2 separate regions of the Mus musculus genome follow, and region 1 is linked to region 2. The links are chromatin loops, found by intact Hi-C in ENCODE. Cell type or tissue: left cerebral cortex. All regions are shown on one strand. Links, peaks and the distances in the headings refer to the core of each region. The heading gives the core; the rest is flanking DNA.

Region 1 (2,908 bases), core at 142-2,641, 72 kb before region 2:
CTCAGCTGCCGGGACAGAGACTCATCTCTGGCCATGTTTATTTTGGAGTCACCAAGAAATTTCTTTGTAGCTTAGTTCTGGGTCTTGGTCTTTTTCTATTTAGTGACTGCATGATGGCCTCACTCAATATACAAGTCTCATTCGTACCATTAAAAGTCTACACACCAGATGCAAAGTCCTCTGTTCACTCCCAGAAACTTTGTAAACATTAGAAGCCACAGAGGCCTCTTTATGAACGGGCACAGAACCCACGCGTGTCTATTTCTAAGCGACAATCCTGGCTTCAGAGGTTTAAAAACAAAATACAAAAAACAAAAAAAAACCTATTACTTTTTCTTTGTACCGAAATTCAATTTAAAAATGTGGATAGGATCTAATAAGTGTCAAGGATTAAAAGGACAATCATTTCAAAAGGAAGAGAAGAGGGTTAGGAGAGTTGAGAGTCTATGGCGGTTACCCCCGAAAGCAAAATGTTAGATGGTTTGACTTGACTCTCCAAGCCTAATCGGCTGAGCTATTCACATGAGAGAACAGATCTGTTTAATTACCTTCTGTTACCACAACATGGAATCGTCACAGGCTAACCTTGTCATGTAGTATGTGCTGACTCAAGCTGGGGTACTCTACCAACGCTGTCCCTTGCTGCACTCCTTTCTTTGACCATGACTGCCTTCCACCAACTCCGACGTCATCTATGGATGACTTGCAAGCCCCAATGTCGTTTCTCCTTTCACATCATCAGCAATCAGTTCTAAGAACCATCTACGTGACCCACATGTCTACAGTGATAGACGGTAGACGGCGGCAGGCTGGTTAGCGCTGGTAAGTGCACACCGGGAGCGACTGGAAGCTGGGATGAGCCGCTTTACCCCACAGAGCCAATATAAATAAATGCCATCTGGTGCCTCGGAGTTCAGCTTTGCCTTTTAAACGAAGCAACGAGACAGCTGATTGAGCTGGCGCAGAGGTTCTGAAAAGCTGGCTACATCCGAGAACCAACTGAGGCACACGGAAAGAACCTTATTAAAGTTCCTGACCCATCCAATTAGGTCTTTGGAGACGGGAAGAGCATTTTTTTAAACGGTCTTCTAATGTGGGGTGGAGACCCCTTTGGGGGTCACATATCAGGTATTTTGTTCATTTTTTTTATACCAATTCATAACGGTAGCCAAATGACAGTTCTGAAGTAGCAACAAAATTATTTTACACTGGGGGGGGGTTGTCATCTCAATGTGAGGCACTGTATTAAAGCGTCGCAGCGTTAGGAAGGTTGAGAACCACCACTCTAGCGTTCAAAATAGCAGGTGGACTGCTACTGTGGACAGTGAAATCCAAAGATTTAAGGTTGCAATAACCTGAAGTAACCAGCAGGGGGCCACGGCCACACTACACATTAGCCTGGGCTTCAGGGCCTCCATCTATCTGGGAAGTGCATTTTCTTCCCCAGCTGAAAAAGACTTCGGTGATTACAGAGGATTGGGAAATGGAAGGGATAAGAACCTCAAAGTCTTAAATCAAAACAAACAAAAGCTTACGCATGAGACTAAGTTAACGTCCCTTAAGGAAATAAGGCATATGCAGAAGCTATTTCTAGAATTCCACCCTTTACTGCGAGAGTTAGTGAACTGTGGTCTGGTCCATGTGTGATTTTGTAAATAAAGTTGTCCTGAATCACACCAGCTCGTAAAAAAAGCCGGATTGAATCACAACTAGCTCATACTGGCTCTGGCTGCTTTCCAGCCACAGTGGCAGAGTTGAGAAACTTAAAAGATAGTGGCCTCTTACCCACTTCAGCTTAGATGCGCTATAGACTAGGATCCTGACTCCTTTGTCAAAGCTAGTCGAGCAAGTGAGAGAGGGCTGAGGCTGCAGGGTGAACTGCCTACTAAGCGCTACATCTGCATTGTCTTTGAATACATTCAGTTAACAGTGTCCACTGCTGCCGAAAGCTTATGCTGACCACACAACCTGTCGGCACACATCCACCCTGCCCGGGAGAAGAAAACCTCTGACCAGCAAAACTAAGCAGCCTTAGGCAAGGAACTGTTTAAAGAGCAAGAGAATTAGTCTTTACTTAGTAGGTGTGCATGGTACTGCTGGGGAGAAGTTGCTGTCTCGGGCCATCCAGTGTGAATAAGGATCTGGAAAGGAGGGGGCGCCCGCTGGGCATGCAGTCATGTTGACTGGCCTCCAAGAGGACTGAAGAGCTAAAATCATTACTGTTACAGCCCAGACCACAGAGCACAGCCAGGCAGAGTTAAGGATGACTGTGGCCAATAAGAAAAGCTGCCCCGCATGCATCCTGCTGCACCATTGAAGAACGAGTCCCCAGAGTGAGTGGGTTAGCAATCTCCTTTCTCGGGGTTCCATCAGGTCAAACAGAAACCTGTGTCACTGTCCTGGTATGGTTAATAGTAAAAGTTAAGAGCTAAGACGGAGCCGGGCAGTGATGGTGCATGCCTTTAATCCCAGCACTTGGGAGGCAGAGGCAAGCGGATTTCTGAGTTCGAGGCTAGTCTGGTCTACAAAGTGAGTTCCAGGACAACCAGGGCTATACAGAGAAACCCTGTCTCGAAAAACCAAAAAAAAAAAAAAAAAAAAAAAAAAAAGACAGAATGGACGGAACAAAGCTAAAAACAGAATAGCTGGACCCTTTAAAAGTAGGAGATAGGGGCTGGACAGACAGCTCAGTGGGAATACTTGCTGTTCTTCCATTGAATATGAGTTCAGTTTCCAGCACCCACAGCATGCAGCTCACAAACAACTATGAGTCCTGCTCCAGGGGACCCAACGCCTTCTCCTGGTACCCCACACTCATGTACACACCCATATAAATACATAAATAAAAATAAATGTTTAAGATAAGTAAGAGTAGAAATGGGGAGTTGGGGAGATGCTCACTGTGCAA
Region 2 (2,908 bases), core at 154-2,653:
CCTTGTGGCTCTGGTTGTAGGTGTTGGCTTTGTTTTAAAGTCACCGACCCTCAGCTCATTGTGAAGTAGCCATGGCTTTTCACTGACATCTGTCACACTGGCCTACTTAGAGGTGAGCTTTAAAAAGGTATTCTTAAGGAAGAGTTATTCTTTTTCTTTTGCACCTGAAAAGATTTCCCTCCTTTACTTTCATCTAAAATCATTCTTTATCGAATCATTCTGTCACGATGCAATTTAATATGGAAATTGTATTGATAAATGTAAAATATGGTTTAATGAAGAATGTGATAATATTTATGCCATTGTTAGAAAAAAATGGCCCTAGGAAGTCTTCGCGCTTCACCTGAAGTGGAGACATTTCGGGACCAAGCAAGGCAAACAAGTTGCCTCAGTGTTGGGAGAGGGCTGAGTTCTAGACGTTGGGTCCCTTGACTCTCCCAGGTCATACTTAGCATCCTGCCCCAAAGGTAGTCAGAATTAGCTTCCTGCTGTTCAAGATGATGGGTGCACCCTGACTCTTGGTTGTGTGCAATGCACACTCAGACCAAACTTTTTTTTTCAGCTTAATAAACAGTTGGAATAAACGTGCTCAATTTAGAGAGTGACCTAAGATAGTGACCGCAAGAAGCATAACATTTTCTGAGAGAGCAAGCCTCTGCGCAGCTGCCAACCCCCGTTTTGTAGGAGTCACTCTCTGGTACTGCTTTCCTGAATTTTACAGGCGTGCACCTGTCATCAAAGTCTTAGTATGAATATCAGTGAAAGAACGTTGACGACAGCCCAGCAGCTGATTCGAGCAGTGTAGGTCCTTTGCAAGAGCAGTATGTGCTCTGAACTGCTAAGCCATCTCTCCAGCCCCTTAAAAGCAGGTTTAACAAAATAACACACACACACACACACACACACACACACACACACACACACACACACACACACACACACACACACACACACATCCCGAAATTTCAATTAGGAAATGAGATTTCTCAGAAGCTAAATCTTTCCTCCACTGAGAGACTAGTGTTGGGGGCATCCTCTCAGTGAGGAGGCCTCAGGGTTTGGCATTTATGTTTCTTAACTTCTACACTTTTATTATCTTTAGTTTTGTTTAACTTAGTCCCAGGACACTACTACCTTCCACGGCTGGAGTAAGCTGGTCCTGTGCCCCCCCCCCCCCCCCGCCAGGTTGCCTGGATGAAGTTCTAATATAAATAAATATCAGAGCCTTCCTGCTGGCAGCTCTTTCCAGGGGCTAGCCAGCTAGGCTCCATCTTCACGCCCACTTTCGCCGCCCCTGCAACTGGGAGCACTTGCCTGGGCCTGTAGCAAGACTAGGCTGGGCAAGACTGGCACGTGTCCCCGCCTCCCTCCCCAGGGACCATCCTGCATCCCTCCCCGTGATGTCAGCGGAATCCTGAGCTGGAGTGAAGGGAAAGGCCCAGGATCTCCCGCTAGAGGGGCCCCGATGGGGTGGACCCAGGGGTGGCTGCCCGGGGCCGGAGCACCAGCCTCGCGTCCCCGGGCGCCGCCCCCGTGTCCCGCCCGCGCCACGCTCCGCCCCGGTCGCCGCTCGTCCCGCGTGGGAGCCGACCCGGCTCAGCCTGATTTACGGCTCTGCTGAAAACCGCTCGCACGGCTCCCGCAGCATCAGCACCGGCGGCTGCAGCGGCAGCAACAAGTCCGGTAAGTGGGCTCGGCTGGAGCCGTGCGCCCGCGCCCCCTGCTCCGCCGACACGCGGGGAGGTGGTCCCGGATGCGCAGCATCCTGGGGAGTCGGGACCGTTGGCTTCCCCACAGCCACTTGCACGAACTCGCGTGAGCACGAATCCACGCAGTCACCAGCGGGAGCGGGGGCTAGGAAAGCCGGGACCCCCACGCAGGTGCTGCCCAGCCTGCCCAGCTCTGCACAGGAAATCGAAACCCTTTTTGCTAACCTGTGCCCTAGGTTTCCGCTGGGCGGATGAAAGCCTTTTGCTGGGGGTGGGTGGTATATCTCGTCTCCCCCATCCAAACATCCCCCCCCCCACTGCTGCTATAGAATCCTCTCTTCTTATCCCTGCACTCCATTGCAAGCATCTTCAGCCCTAGGCTGGGCCAGGGTTTGCATCCTATTGACCAACCCAGCGCAGCACAGGAAGGTTCTCCTTTGCTGGGGTCCAGAGACTTTAGTAACCTGGAAAATGTGCCTGCCTGGCGGATCAGGCACCATTTCTATCTCAGCATCTGGAGGCAGATAAGGGTGTAACACAGACACTTCACTCTAAGATGCACCCTAAGATCCGGGCTCCTTCCCTGTGGGACCCAGTGCTCCTTGTTGCCATTCTTGGAGGAAATAAGTACCACGACCCTTGCAAAATTGGGTTGTAAGAGTCATCTGTTGCTAGGGCAAAGGGGATAAAGATGCAGAGGCAACAAGAACTTCCTGTTTATGGAGGAGTTATGCTGACGCCCACCTGGTTCCAACACTCTAGAAGTTGTCGCGCTAAAAACAGCATCAGAGGCAAGGCGCATCCACCCAGAACATTCTATTAGCTTAGGATCTTGGCCACGGCCCTGTTTATATCAAATAATACCGGACACTTCGGGTTTCCAAATTTCAAAAGATCGTTATTGTTATGTTAACGCTTTGATGTATGTCATCATACCAGTAACTAAAAATATTAACGGCATGAACAAACCAAGATGACAAGCAGACGCGTGTCACTAAACCTGATGAATCAAGTTCAATCCCCAGGACACACATGATGGAAGGAGAGAACCCATTCACACAAGTTTTCCCCAGCCTACACACACACAGACAGAGTCACTCACAGAGTAAATAAGGAATGCTATTTATTAAAAAAAAAATCTAAAAAAACATTTGGTTGAAGAATATTCAGCTCTTGATGTGTTTAAAGCCACTGTGCTT

Evidence for each region. Hi-C counts contacts between places; a loop is a spot of excess contacts. Peaks named below come from ENCODE experiments on the same cell type or tissue, not always from the same donor. Only the 100,000 strongest peaks of a DNase experiment are listed, where the experiment ranks them.
Region 1: a loop joins it to region 2, with 3 times the contacts of the local background. A loop is called at or near these places in 4 of 42 quality-filtered maps.

Annotation. Positions count from the first base shown.
Region 1 is chr10:67,983,236-67,986,143 of GRCm38, reverse strand. The region is part of intron 1 of Rtkn2 (rhotekin 2); the gene reads right to left. Among named protein-coding and RNA genes, the nearest start is that of Rtkn2, 5.1 kb to the right of the region's middle. In left cerebral cortex, for the core only: CTCF peaks have their summits at 1,166 and 1,372 (motif pointing right); DNase peaks (open chromatin) are centred at 881, 1,374 and 1,667.
Region 2 is chr10:67,911,146-67,914,053 of GRCm38, reverse strand. Zfp365 (zinc finger protein 365) reads left to right here and starts at 1,392. Exons shown (of 5, transcript NM_178679.2): 1 at 1,392-1,683. In left cerebral cortex, for the core only: a CTCF peak has its summit at 1,407; DNase peaks (open chromatin) are centred at 1,363 and 2,385; H3K4me3 peaks cover 1,637 bases; H3K27ac peaks cover 1,572 bases.